Regions from separate parts of the Homo sapiens genome. Here region 1 is linked to region 2. A link is a contact called in ENCODE Hi-C or POLR2A ChIA-PET data. All regions are on one chromosome and are shown on one strand. The core of a region is the stretch at or near the end of the contact, and the rest is flanking DNA. Distances in the headings are between cores, read along the strand shown. Region 1 overlaps LOC124904421 (a long non-coding RNA gene). Region 2 holds the start of MRPL9 (mitochondrial ribosomal protein L9).

Region 1 (7,046 bases), core at 693-3,192, 160 kb after region 2:
CGCTCTTTGTTCTTTGTTTCTGCTTTCTTCAGCCCTTCTGTCTGTAAAACCAATCTCCTCTGCTCAGCTCATTGGAACACTATTCTGTTTTATAGAATGAGGTTTTGTTTTATTCTAGAATTGCAAATAAAGCCAATTGAGGTCTTCAAACTAAATATTTTGGAATTGTATCCTTTGACACCCCCATTAAGCACTTTCTATATCTAGCCTCTGCCTGTTTCAACATACTCAAACCTCTTTCACATAAAACAACAGTCATGACAGCAGAAACTCTCACACCTATACCCTTCATCCATTGCTACCCCTCTTTCCACCAAAGACAACGTTCCAAAAAAAAAAAAAAAGAAAAGAAAAACCCAAACCAACTTACATTTAAAAAACTCTTTTTGTTCTGGCCCCAGGTATTATTGAATTGTCATTCACAACTGCCAAGTTTAGTGAATATTTGTCAAGCCTTGTCTTACTTAATGTCTTCACAGCAATTAAGAGTATAAATCACCTTTCTTTAAACTTCCTTTTCCCTTGGTTTCCATACGAACTCATCTAAGTTTAATTCCTATATCTCTGGAAATTTGTTTCTTCATGGAATCACCTACTTTCTTATTAAATTTGGGAACATTTGCCCTTTGGACTCTCTTCTCACATTGTGTGGCCTTCTGGCAACATTAGCTACTCTTTGCCTAGATTCTGATAGAAAGCTTGGGTTTAAATTTGACTCTGACCCTTCCTGGCTGAGGGACTGGATTTTCCAAATAACAACCAATTCTTCAGTTCTCTGACACCAATGGGGTGTTCTACATTTGAATTAAAATCTGACACTAACTACACCGGGTTAGCACAGACCCCATGTTAACCTTGTGCTTAATCCCACAAGACTGCCCTCACTTCAGACACCACAAATGGGATTCCCAGACTACCTACACTTTTGCCTAACCAACTATTAATTCTGGGGTTCCCATGACCTCTTTCCTCTTTAGTAATTCCCTATGTGACCAGAAAGAAAAAAATAGATGCCACTTTATCAACTAATATGGACCCAAAGGTTAAGGAAACAAAATTACCTATGGGTCAAGGGTTCAGGGCCTGGCTGGCATGGCACATTTTGAAATTCCTATGACTAAACTCCCTAAAAATAGGAGCAATCAGGCCGGGTGCGGTGACTCATACCTGTAACCCCAGCACTCTGGGAGGCCGAGATGGGTGGACCACCTGAGGTCAGGAGTTCAAGATCAGTCTGGCCAATACGGTGAAACCCCATCTCTACTAAAAATACAAAAAATTAGTCAGGTGTGGTGGTGGTTGCCTGTAATTCCAGCTACTTGGGAGGCTGAGGCAGGAGAATCTCTTGAACCCGGGAGGCAGAGGTTGCAGTGAGCTGAGATCGCGCCATTGTACTCCAGCCTGGTCAACAAGAGCAAAACTTTGTCTCAAAAAAATAAAGGAGCAATCACCTCTGATTTACAACCAAGACCACTGCAACTCTGATTGGACACAGGACCAGTCTTACAAACATTCTTTCCTAATAAGCAACTACAGACCTCAAGCCAGTTTTAGCCAGCTTATAGAGGCTGCACACAAACCATCTTTGTGTCCTACAGCTCACCTTTTGACATAAAGGCCAACTTCTACTTCATTTTCATTCTAAAATTCTGCCCCAAAGTGAACATAGGATTTATGTAACTATGTTTACCCATTAAACATATATGGGGCTCCCCTCATAAATATGTATAGCCTTTCTCTCAAACTTGCTGAATATCTATCTATTATACTGGTCCTGTGAGGCATAAAATCCAACATATTCTTTCCCTTTGTTAAATGAAGTTTAGCCTAAAGCTACATATTTTAAGTTCTGCCTAAAGGTTTCTCTGTACATAGTGAACAGTAAGCTAAATGGAAGTGTAAACAGACTGCAATCTACTCTTGTGCCAGCCACTGAGTTTTGGTCAATCAAATGGGGAAGCTGTTCAAATTGTGTTCAAATAAGGCAATCGCCAAGTTATAACCAACCCACCTGTTTCTGTACCTCACTTCCGTTTTCTGTATGTCACTTTCCTTTTTCTGTTCATAAATCTTCCACCACTTGGCTGCACTGGAGTCTCTCTGAGTCTATTCCAGCTCAGGGGCTGCCTGATTAATGAATCGTTCTTTGCTCCATTAAACTCTGATAAATTTAATTTGTCTAAGGTTTTTCTTTTAACACCTTGGAAAAGAGTGTTTTCTTTTAACACCTTGGAAGAGAGAGCACCTTTGGTCCACACTGGAGCCTCTCTCCTGGCTTGCAAACTGATATCACCAATAAAATTCTCCTTTCTACTATTTAGCCATTCTCATGGTCTTTTGGATGACACCTAAAATGATTCACAGAGCTCAGGAAACACTATACTTATGGTAACAGTTTTATTATAAAGAATACAACTCCAGAACACCCAAATGGAAGAAGAGATGCATGGGGAAAGATATGGCAGGGATGGGGGTGTGGGGTACGGAGAGGGTGACATAACTTCCATGCCCTCTCTGGGCATGCCACCCTTCCAGTACATCAAGTTCACCAACTTAGAAGCTCCCCATGTTATAGAACCGAGCTGGGGTCCACTAGCCCAGTGCAGTAAGAGCAGATATCCACACCGAGGTTTTGCAGCTATGGAAAGGAAGGCATTTGTTTGCAAGGCACCAGACAGCTGGTGCTTAAATCCTGACCCCCTGATGGCTTGCAGGTAATGGTTTTTATTTTTATTTATTTATTTTTTTTTGAGACGGAGTCTCGCTCTGTCCCCCAGCTGTAGTGCAGTGGCGCGATCTCAGCTCACTTCAAGCTCCGCCTCCTGCGTTCACGCCATTCTCCTGCCTCAGCCACCCAAGTAGATGGGACTACAGGCGCCCGCATCAAGCCCGGCTAATTTTTTGTATTTTTAGTAGAGATGGGGTTTCACCGTGTTAGCCAGGATAATCTCGATCTCCTGACCTCGTGATCCGCCAGCCTCGGCCTCCCACAGGCAAGATCATAAATCAATACATGAAGGCTACACATTGGTTTTGGCCTAAAGTGGCAGGATAACTTGAAGGGGATGGCTTACAGGGTCATAGGTAGACTCAAATATTTTCTGATTTGCAATTGGTTAAGAAAGACAAGCTTTGTTTAAAATTTGGGGTCAGCAGAAAATGTTAGATTTGCTTTGTGGTTGTGACTCCATCCAGGTTCCTCAGGAAGAAATTTAGAACAAAGAATTGAGGCAGGAGCATAGCAGAGGGAACTGGAGGTTGGATAAAGGGTGGAATGAGTAGGAGCAGAAGAAAGATAAAGAGGCAGGTGAGCAAAAGCAGAAGCAAGACAAGAAGCAGAAGTTGAGCAAAACCAGAAGTAAGATACAGAAGTGAGTAAGGAGCCCCATGGTTGGCTAGATCTGGACTAAACCAGTAAGGGGCAGCTCCTAAGAGATGGGCATGCCCGCTAGAGAGAAAATATATCCTTAAAATGACCCCACAATTACCCATGGTGATTAGCTACTTAAGGCTCATGCATATGGGCTGTATATCATGCATGTACTTAAAATTATGGAATGGAAGTGTCACGCAAATGCACAGAGGCCAAGAAACTGAGCAACCCACCTGTCAATCAAAAGGCACATGCTGGCTAGAGATTAGGTAGTTTGGGGAAGAGAAGAAAAAAACAGGCTGGGCTCAGAGGCTCACACCTGTAATCCCAGCACTTTGGGAGGCCGAGGTGGGTGGATCACTTAAGGTCAGGAGTTGAAGACCAGCCTGGCCAATGTCGTGAAACCCTGTCTCTACTGAAAATACAAAAAAAAAAAAAAATTAGCTGGGCATGGCAGCGCACACCTGTAGTCCCAGCTACTCGGGAGGCTGAGGCAGGAGGATCTCTTGAACCTGGGAGGTAGAGGTTGCAGTGAGACGAGATTGTGCCACTGCACTCCAGCCTGGGCGACAGAGCAAGATTCTGTCTAAAAAAAAAAAAATGACCCAAAATACACCAAACTGATCTCATTTTTCAGAGGTCAGCCTGCTCTTCCCTCTCCGAGAGTGTGTTATTGTGCTTGATAAACTTTTTGCTGCTTTGCTGTTTGTGCGTGTCACTTCCACTTCTTTGTTCAGGACACCAACGGCCTGGAACTGTGCAGGACTATCCAGTAACAGAATGGGTGGTCAGAGTTCAGTCTTCAGTGCTCCTGTAACCACCCAGTGGGTTCTCCTTGCCTGCTGCCTAGACAGAGACAGTTTATCAAGACAGGAATTCCAATAGAGAAAGGCTTTAATTTGTGTAGAGCCTCCGTATGGTAGACTGGAGTTTTATTATTACTCAAATCAGTCTCCCCCAAAATTTGGGGATTGCATTTTTTAGGGATAATTTGGTGGGTAGAGGGTTGGGAAGCAGGAATGCTGATTGTTTGGGTGGGAGATGAAACAGGGAATTGAAGCTATCCTCTTGTGCTGAGTCAGTTTCTGGGTTGGGGCCACAAGACCAAATAAGACAGTTTATTGATCTAGGTGGTGCCAGCTGATCCATTGAGTGCAGGGTCTGCAAAATATCTCAAGCATTGGTCTTAGGTTTTATAATAGTGATGTTATCCTGAGGAGCAGTTTGGGGATATTCGGAATCTTGGCAGCCTCCAGTTGCATGACTCCTAAACCATAATTTCTAATCGTGTGGCTGATTTGGTAGTCTTACAAAGGCAGCCTAGTCCCCAGGCAGGAAGGGGATTTTTTTATGGGAAAGGGCTGTTATAATCTTTGTTTCAAAGTGTTAAACTCTAATAAGTTCCTCCCAAAGTTAGTTCAGCCTGTGCCCAGGAATGAACAAGGACAGCTTGGAGGGTAGAGGCAAGATGGAATTGGTTAGGTCAGATCTCTTTCACCATCATAATATTCTGAGTTATAATTTTTGCAAAGTCAGTTTCAGTCCCTCCCTTTGGGTTTCTAAAGGCAGGAGTAAATTTCAGGAGTAAATAAGGTTATAAAACACCTTCTTCTTAAGATGTGGGCTATGAAGATGGGAAAGGGTGATTAATGACCGCTCTAGCTTCTTCCTGCCAACATGGGGCATAATGGGAGTAGGTGTTGACCCTAAGGTAAGAGGAGTGGAACTGCTTTGCAGCTGTTTGCACATGCTCAAGTGCAATGGGGTTTCAAGGCTTGCATGATAAAGGCATTAGTATTCTCATTTATAATTTTAACACAACATTTAAGTGAACAGTGAATTAGAAGGTAAATAATGAGTCCTAGGATAAAGAGTGAAACTCCTGGCTTCAGAAGTCTTTGTATAATTGATCTTAATCTCTGAGGGATCCAGGTAAATAGCTCCAAGAAACAGTCAGACAGGGGTCACTAGCAGAAAGAGATTTAGGTCAGAGGTTGTTAGACCGATTGGGATAGATGGGAAAGAGCATATTTAAATATACCATTCCATACATTTTTAGTCAGTTTCCTAGTCCTGAGACTAGATCAGTTCAGTTAAATAGCTATTTCTCATATCAGGAGAGTGGCATTGCAGATGGGCTAGGCCTCTATATGTGATGAAGGCACACAGATTTTAAATAAGAGGCATTTCTATGGAACAGAAGAAAAATGTTAATGTTGGGCATAACTTATCCAGATGTTAGACTCAAAATACCTTTAGTTGTAGACGAGGAAGCATGGCAATCTGACACATTTTTGTCAACCGTAGGACAAGGAATGAGCTTTAGCTTGCAGGGCCTCTGGAAAAAGGTAGTAAAAATTTCATTGAGTGGAAGTCAGAAAAGTGGAAGAAAAATTTGAAAGCATTAGTTTGGGGGCTCATAGCCCACAAAGAATTCAGAATTTAGTACAAATTGTAGAAAATAATAAAAACTCAAGAACAACAGACAAGACTAGAATCTTTTTGTTGTTGTTGTTTTTTTGAGACAGAGTCTTGCTCTGTCACCAGGCTGGAGTGCAGTGGTGCAATCTCGGCTCACTGCAACCTCCACCTGCCAGGTTCAAGTGATTCTCCTGCCTCAGTCTCCTGAATAGGTGGGACTACAGGCGCCCACCAGCACGCTTGGCTAATTTTTGTATTTTTAGTAGAGACGGGGTTTCACCATGTTGGCCAGGATGGTCTTGATCTCCTGACCTCGTGATCCACCCGACTCGGCCTCCCAAAGTGCTGGGATTACAGGCGTGAGCCACTGCGCCAGGCCCAAGACTAGAATCTTAACAAGTATACTACAGTTCTTTTGAAACACAATTTTTCTCTCTCCAGCACCCCATTTTTTAAAGACAAAATATAGGACAAATTTACTTGCAAAATAAGTCTTAGTTTTAAGACTTATTATGCTTGGCCCAATTATTTGTATAAAGTAGAGCAAGAGTAACTTTTTTGCATATTAGAAATATTTATTCAGAATAATGGCATTAATTGCTTTTAATAGTTTAGAAAAGACCCATCCCCCAAAGATCCAGGGCAGCTCCTCTAAGTAAACACAATATGCTGTAGTAAACTGTATGCATATTTCCACTGAGTAAAGATTATAAGAAGCCTCAGGTCAGGTCTTACCACCAAATTCCAAAACACTTGGAATGCAGGTAGCCAGGGACATTGGCAGGTTTTGTCTTGATAAGCAGATAAGAATGGTAGGAATGCTGGTTGATTATCACCCAATCTGCTTTTTTATACCTGAAGTATTCACAGCAACTTATTTTAAAAAGCTTTAAAAAGTTATACACCTCCATCCCCTACAACCCCCAATCCAGAATGTGGGACAAGGGTGTTGAGCAGTATGATGGACTTGGTCTATTCTTAACATTTTACATTTAATACTTCTAACCGCTGTTTGAGGTGGGTACTGTTATTTCCATTTTACAGATGTTGAAACTGAGGCAGAGAAGAAATTAAGCTAGGAAGCAAGGATCTAAAAACAATGATTTCTGCCTAGGAAGGGTAGGAGGGGTGGAGCTTAGGATTTGAAAACTGAAAGCTGATCTCTTAATTTATTCTGAAACTTGAAAAGAGACTTGGCAGGCAGTGGTTTAAAAAGTTGTTTGTATCAAGATTTTTGCTATAGACAAGTTCC
Region 2 (7,224 bases), core at 1,100-3,599:
CCAAAACCACTTCATCCACAAAAGTAACAATTCTCCAGTGAGTCACAAATCCCCAGCATTTCCCTAGGTAGACAGGAAATAAATGGAAACCACCACCTTTTCCTATCAGTCTTCAAATTCTATGTGACCATCCTTAGTCCTTAGCCATTTCCTTCCCATATTCCTGCAAACTAACCAAGAATACTTTCCTTAACTACAACTGGATGATCACACCCCTTCCTAACAAAGGGATCAATCCCAGGCCTCCTTTCCAGAGGCAGCTTCCACCTCAGGGGTAGAGTGGTTTTTGGGAACACTCACTCACATTCTTAAAGAAGTGGCGGGCAACTATTTCAGGGTTCAGCTCCCATTTGACATTGTTCTTCATCCCTACCTCCAGGCGACAGCTTTTTAGAAATTTCACTGTCTGAAAGGAATTATGAGTTTGAGTCAAAGGAGAGGAAACATGTCAGGGTCACAGGGTATGCAAGCCAAGCAAGATGGCTCATGCCTGTAATCCCAGCACTTTGGGAGGCCAAGGTGGGTCTCCCAAAGTGGGTCACTTCAGCCCAGGAGTTTGAAACCAGCCTGGCCAACATGGCGAAACCCTGTCTCTACCAAAAATACAACAGTTAGCCGGGCATGGTGGCGGGTGCCTGTACTGATTATCTTCTCATGTGTCCATGTTCTCTCCAACTTGTACGTAAATATCCTTGAAGGCAGAGCCCTCATCTCAGACTATTCCATGGGTTCCCTGATTCCCAGATTGGGACCTCCCTTGGTACTTTAAGGCACTTCACCCAACACATCAGGGATCTCCCAAGAGGTCTCCATACCTGTTTTGTGGGGCAGCCACAACACTTCCCCTTTCTCCCACTCTTGGGTCTGCAATCAGGAGACCTCAAGGGAATCAGGGAGACTCTCAGGGTGAGGTTGGTAAGTCTTGTGACAAATAAACACTTTTTATGTTTCTACTCACCGCCTCACCTGCCTTGGTCTGGATCTTCTCTAATTTTCCTTCTTGTCTCAGCTAGAAAAGAAAGTTAAAGATGAAAAGCAGTAAAAGAAAAATGAGCCCATGTTAAATAGCATCAAACTATTCCTATGTTGGACATTGGCTGGGCTTCTGCATTCCTGTTCTTCTAGTTCCTATTTCATTTTCAAGTTAAGTTAAATGTCAAAGGGAAGGAAGCTGCAAGAGAAAAGAAGTTTTATCTCCCCAAGTCTCTCTGTCCTTCCTTTGAGCTCACCAATTTCTCCTCTTCAAACAGCTTCTTGTTTTCAGGGGATGCATATACAGCCAGTCCCTGAGGAAGGAGTCGATTCCGGCCTAAAGATTTCTTCACTGAGACCAGGTCACCCCGGACTCCAACATCTGTCAATTAGAACAGAGACAGGGGAATTAGAACCATCTAGGAGTCCCTAAAGAAAAGATGTCAAAAAGAGAAGCACCTCTTAGTTTCTCACAGTGCTTATTTTTCCTAAAAGAAATGCTAATTCATATTCACTAGGAACAAGATTTAAGAGACTGCTAATTAGTTTCTTTAGAACTTGATGTATAAATTTAATATCCCCTGTATAGAGGGAGTTGTCGTCCCATGGAGGATTTCAGTATCTGTGGCACAAATTGTCAGGCTCCTCTCCCCACACACTGTTAATGATGTTGCTGCCTTTATGTTTTAATTTTCAATGCTGGAGGCCAGTGTCACAATCACAATAGTTTTTATGGCTTCCTCTTCTCACATATAGAGTTGGATTGTTTCCACAAAGAAAAAGCAAGGCAAATAGTTGAGGGGGACGGGCTAGAAAAAGCTGATGCCAAACCGGACCAGCCTGAGAGGAAGCGCCTCGGCCCGGGCCTTACTCTCCACCGACTGCGTCAGGATGAGCTCCAGGTTTTCTTTGGGCCGATGCTTCGTGTCCTCCACCAGCTTATAGACGCGATGTCGCCGGTGCAGGCGCGGCTTCCGGCCCTCCCCGGCCAGCGGTACCTTCCACCAGCGCTCCACGATGACCGTGCCCTGGCGGCCAGGAAAGCGACGGTAAGCTAGTCTCCACAAGGAACACCCTCTCCCTCCACCACGGCCGCCAGCCCCTCAAGGAAAGCCCGCCACCCCCACATCGGCCCCCTCCAGGTCCCAGTGCGCCTCCAGAAACAATACTCGAGCGTATCTACCCCCTACCCCAGACTCAGCCCTCACCCGATTTTGAGAAAGGCTGAAGTTGCAGGCCAGGTCAGGGGCGTTCCCTTCATGTCGCGGCCGCAGTAGCTCCTGGACGCCTCCCCGAAGCAGCCGTCCAGCGCCCGCCCGCAGCAGAGCTCTGCCCGGGGCCGTGACAACGGGCGCCGCCATGTTCACAGGCACAGAATGAGACCTGAGGGAGGACCCCGGCGTCGGCGGCAGGAAAGGCCCCCGCCAGTGCTGCCTGCGGCGCGCCGGTACGGCTGAGCGAAAGTATGGGGAGCGGGCCGGGGAACAGATGGCACCGCGGCTTGCCTATTTTTGCTTTTTGGCAGAGGTGACGGACGCCTAGAATTACTGACTGATAATGGAATGAGTGTTAGGTGGACTGACGCCGGAAAAGACGCTCTTCCTCTTGAAAGTGTGGGCTTTGCTGTAGCTCCAGTTGCTGGGCTAACTTTTAATTCTAACGTTCTGTGATGACTGGATACTGACCGGAGAATGAATGATGCTCTCACTTTTCCTTACTTCAAATCTACCTAAAAGTGGTAAAGGATGGGATCCCTTGGAAAACTCTGCCAGCTCCAGGAGGAGCCTGACCCTTAATCATTATACTGCAGTATTTAAGCTAATAAAGGAGAATTCTAAATCACAAGCTATGTAAACCGTAGAAAAAAAAGCAACTATGGTAAGGCCGCGACAGTTCCCTCTGGGGAGGGTCTCAGTACTGGACAGAAGACCATAAAAACTGGATGAAAGAAGGTCCATTTGGCAGAGATTATGGAAAGACTGGCCCTTAAACATACTGACCAGTCCTCCTTCCTCCTAAATACACTACTTGGCCTCCTGGACACCGGTCTTCTTCAGTCTCGTTTGCTGATTTCTCCTTTTCTCCCCGCTTCTTAGAATGCCCTCGGGACTCCGTTTTTGAACCTTTACTCTTCTCAGTATACACTCACTGTTGATCTCATCCAGTCTCGTGGCTTACAATACCATTTATAAGCCAATGACTCCCAAATTTCTAGTTCCATCCTAGACATCTCCCAAACTCGTCTCAAATATTCAACTGTTTATTCGTCATTTTCCTCTTACGTATCCAAAGGACACCTCAAAGTTAACTGTCCCAAACTAATTTATTTATTCCCCCCTCGCCCCCAAAACTGCCCCATCTGCAGCCTTTTTCCTCTCAGTTGACAGAAACTCCATTCTTTCCATTCTAACTCTTTTCTCTCATACTCCATCAGGAAATCCTGTGGGTTCTACCTTTAAATTACAGATAGTCCCTGACTTGGATTTACAATTTTTGAGTTTGTGATGGTGTGAAAGTGATGTGCACTCAGTAGGACATCAATAAGTTACATGAAATATTCAACACTTTATTATAAAATAGGCTTTGTGTTAGATGATTTTACCCAACTGTCGGATAAGTTGTCTGAGCATGTTTAAGATAGGCTAGGCTAAGCTATGGTGTTTGGTAGGTGTATTATATGCATTTTCAACTTATGATACTTTCAACATACGATGGGTTTATCAGGACATAACCCTATTTTAAGTCAAGGAGCACTTGTATTTCCAGAATCCAGCCACTTGTCACCACCTCCAATGCTCTACCTTGGAATAAGACACTACTTTCTCCTGGATTACTGCAATAGTCCCCTAAAAGATATCCCTTAATTCTCTACAGTTTATAATTCTATGTAGCTTATTTATAGCAGCCAGAATGATCTTTTTAAAGCATAAGTCAGATCATGTCATTCTTCCACCCAAAACTTTGTAATGACTTCCTCCTTTACTCAAGGTAAAAGAAAAAGGCCATCAGATGGTCTACAAGGCCATACATACTCTGACCCCATTAGCTCCTCTCTAATTTACACTGCTCCACCCACAGTGGCCTCCTTGTTTCTTGAAAACACCAGGCACGTTTCCTGCTCAGGGCTTTTGCACTGGCTGCTTTTGCGTTGGATGCTCTTATCCTCAGATGCTGGCTTGGTTAACAACCTCACATCCTCCAAGTGTTTAATTAAATGTCAGTTTTTTTCAGTGAGAGATCACCCTATTTCTTACTGTAACCCTGACCCATCCCCTTCACATTCCTTATCTTCCTTTATCTTGCTCTATTCCCCCCACCCCATAGCAGTTACCTTCTAACATACTAAACAATTTACTATGTTTATTTTCTAGGTTTGTCCTCTCACTTTTAGAAGATACGTTCCATAGGGCAGGGATTTGTTTTGTTCACTGATGTATCATCTCAAGCACCTAGAATAGTGCCTGGCTAATAGTAGACCCTCAATAAATATTTGTTGAATGGATAAATATGCAGAGGTCTCAAAGTGGCAGTCCCAGAACCAAATTTTGCTTACAATGTTGTTTTTTTATCAACAATTTTTTAGTAGTTGATTTTTTTTTTTTTTTGAGTTGGAGTCTCGCTATGTTGCCCAGGCTGGAGTGCAGTGGCACGATCTCAGCTCACTGCAAGCTCCGCCTCCTGGGTTCACGCCATTCTCCTGCCTCAGCCTCCCGTGTAGCTGGGAATACAGGCGCCTGCCACCACGCCCGGCTAATTTTTTGTATTTTTAGTACAGACAGAGTTTCATCGTGTTAGCCAGGATGGTCTCGATCTCCTGACCTCGTGATCCGCCCGCCTCGGCCTCCCAAAGCGCTGGGATTACAGACGTGAGCCACCGTGCCCGGCCCAGTAGTCGATATTTTTTAAAATTGGTGAGATTTACTACAAAACTGTCTTTCCAGTTTCTGTTCAAAAATCATACGATACAGCACCATCAAGTCTGCATTCTTGCATGGAACTGGATGGAATTGAGTTGTGTGGACTTCCTTTAGATAACGTGTGAGCTTTCCTATTTTGCTACAGCCCTACCCTGCCACTCCACTAATTTCCATAAGCTGTCTAGGCCCCTGAAGGGGCCTAGACAATTAGTTTGCAATTCCTACCCTACAAGGATCCTGGGTTATTAAGGGTAGGGATGATAATAAAAATACTCAACTGGTATGAACTGGGAACCAACTAATCAGGTCACCACTGGATCAGAGCCTTGGAAGAGTCAGATACCAACTCTTTACTTGCTGGATTTTGGGGGAAGGGGAGTGTCCACAGAGGAGCAGGGTGGGTGGGCACAAGTGCTCAGGCAGGGCTTTTGGCCAACCAGTACAGAAGTCTTCAAGTTCTATTTTTTAATCATTCATACAGCCATAACATGCATACTAGTCGAATATGAGCCTTGGATAAGGGATTAGGGTAGATAAGCAGCAGAGTGGAGTCCTGAGGTGACATAAGGGCTGACCCCTTATCCATGTCATAGTGCCCACTGGGTCACAATGCCACCAGGTTGCCTAAACCTCTGCCACCCACCTGTGAACTTCACTTTGCCACAGGGAGGCACTGAACTGAAAAACTGCCTTGTAAGAGGTGTCGCCCCTCTGTCTACTCCCTTTCTTATATCAAGAGGGGAAAAACACGTAACTACCTCTACCCGATCTGGTCACCATACGCCTATTACCTTTACTGTTACAAGTACCGGATCACTCTCCGGGAGAAGATGCTGCCTCGTTGTTATAAAAGGTACTTGTTTTCATCTCTATTTGTAGTTGTTTATATAAAATGTAAGGAAAAAGTAAAAGAATTTGAAAGAATTTCCCAAATGGCAAGAAATAACAACAGAATAGGGGGTGGAAAGCTGGCATGGAACTTTAGAATTTTTCCATCTGGTTGGGCCCAGGAACATAGAAACAGGCTGGACAACAGAAAATACAGAAGATCATGCCAGAGCCTGGTACTGTGTATCTTCCCACCTCAGATTCCAAGATAAACTAATTTGGGTCTCTTTCCCAACCAGCATCACTTATAAGGAAGAGGAGGACTTGACACTCCAGCCCCGTTCCTGCCTCCAGTGCTCCTGAGTCCCTAGTAGGCCTCCAGGAGGGCAAAAGCACCGAGCAGGGTAACCACGACCAGCTTAAAGAACTGTATTCGGTAAGTGGACTGTGAGCTAGTGCTGTGACAGGGCAACCCTTTTCTTGCATACCTTGCAGAGGAGGGACATTAGCAAGTTGGAAGATGAATTACAGAGGTAGATGGAATCTTGGAACGCATGTGTAAAAGCTACTTGCTATATAGACAAGCATTCTGGCCCACAGACTGTAAAATCAAGGTCATACAGATGGTAGTGAAAATCAGGATTGGGAAAAGAGGGAGTGGGGACAAAGGTAAAACAAACTCTGTAGGACTTCTGGGACATAAAGCTGTTTATGCCAAGATCCTGCTTAAAGATGCTAAGCAGGATCTGGAATCCAGAACTTGCCCACATATCATATTGCAATAACAAGCCTGGTTGTAACCATGGCATTTTAAATAGAAGAATTTAGAGAAAACCCATATAATGAAAAAAGTGGAAATTATTAGTGAGAAAGGAAGCACATTATAAAGCTTTGTTTAAATCCTAAGCTCTCTGATGTAAACATTTCTAAGTTCCTAAATGGTTATTGTACTCCTGGGTTGAAGTCAACAGGCAGTAATACTGCCTCAGCTGGATTGTTTGATATAAAGGAGAACTCCACAATAGGCATAGGCTATTAGTTCCTGGGACTAAGGGATATTATTGCATCTTTAAGATCTTGGCTCCAATTCTCCCAGGCTCTCCCCATCAATGCCCACCTTGCTTCAACGGACACACCCCCATCTGCCTGAGGTCTGATTTGAAGACTAGAGGAGCATTTTTACTCCTTTTCCAGGCTGGGAACTTGACGGTGCTGGCTACTGACCCCCTGCTCCACCAGGACCCAGTACAGTTAGACTTTCACTTCCGCCTTACCTCCCAGACCTCTGCCCATTGGCACGGCCTTCTCTGTGACCGTCGACTCTTCCTGGATATCCCATATCAGGCCTTGGATCAAGGCAACCGGGAAAGGTGACTGAGCCTGGATGGGAGAATGGGGAGGGAATAGGTAGGGGATTTCACCCTTCTATCATGTCATAGTACATAAGGCTAATTCTGGAGCTAGATATAAGCAATCCATTCACCTGGCATGCAGACAAGCCTGTGAG

The links. Hi-C counts contacts between places; a loop is a spot of excess contacts on that map. ChIA-PET counts read pairs that join two places held with the same protein, here RNA polymerase II (POLR2A). Pooled maps may share reads with other maps.
Region 1: a loop to region 2 is called in a pooled map, with 3 times the contacts of the local background. The contact joins the enhancer-like site here to the promoter of MRPL9 in region 2. A Hi-C loop is called at or near these places in 2 of 50 pooled maps. POLR2A ChIA-PET finds 5 or more read pairs at or near these places in 4 of 52 experiments (A549, CD8-positive, alpha-beta T cell, H1 and 1 more).

The regions. Positions count from the first base shown.
Region 1 is chr1:151,918,334-151,925,379 of GRCh38, forward strand. It overlaps LOC124904421 (a long non-coding RNA gene), which reads right to left. Exons shown (of 3, transcript XR_007066624.1): 2 at 5,627-5,711; 3 at 3,945-4,219. Among named protein-coding and RNA genes, the nearest start is that of THEM4, 12 kb to the left of the region's middle. RefSeq lists a silencer at 3,460-3,754. Within about 2 kb of position 1,943, at least 4 of the 41 ENCODE cell types and tissues checked have a DNase peak (open chromatin) inside an H3K27ac peak, as active enhancers do.
Region 2 is chr1:151,761,147-151,768,370 of GRCh38, forward strand. It overlaps MRPL9 (mitochondrial ribosomal protein L9), which reads right to left and starts at 2,350. Exons shown (of 7, transcript NM_031420.4): 1 at 2,181-2,350; 2 at 1,844-2,000; 3 at 1,230-1,354; 4 at 959-1,009; 5 at 305-406. The coding sequence starts at 2,333. It overlaps OAZ3 (ornithine decarboxylase antizyme 3), which reads left to right and starts at 5,509. Exons shown (of 5, transcript NM_016178.2): 1 at 5,509-5,742; 2 at 6,017-6,153; 3 at 6,912-7,087. The coding sequence starts at 5,576. It also overlaps a transcript of TDRKH not described here. RefSeq lists an enhancer at 2,121-2,500.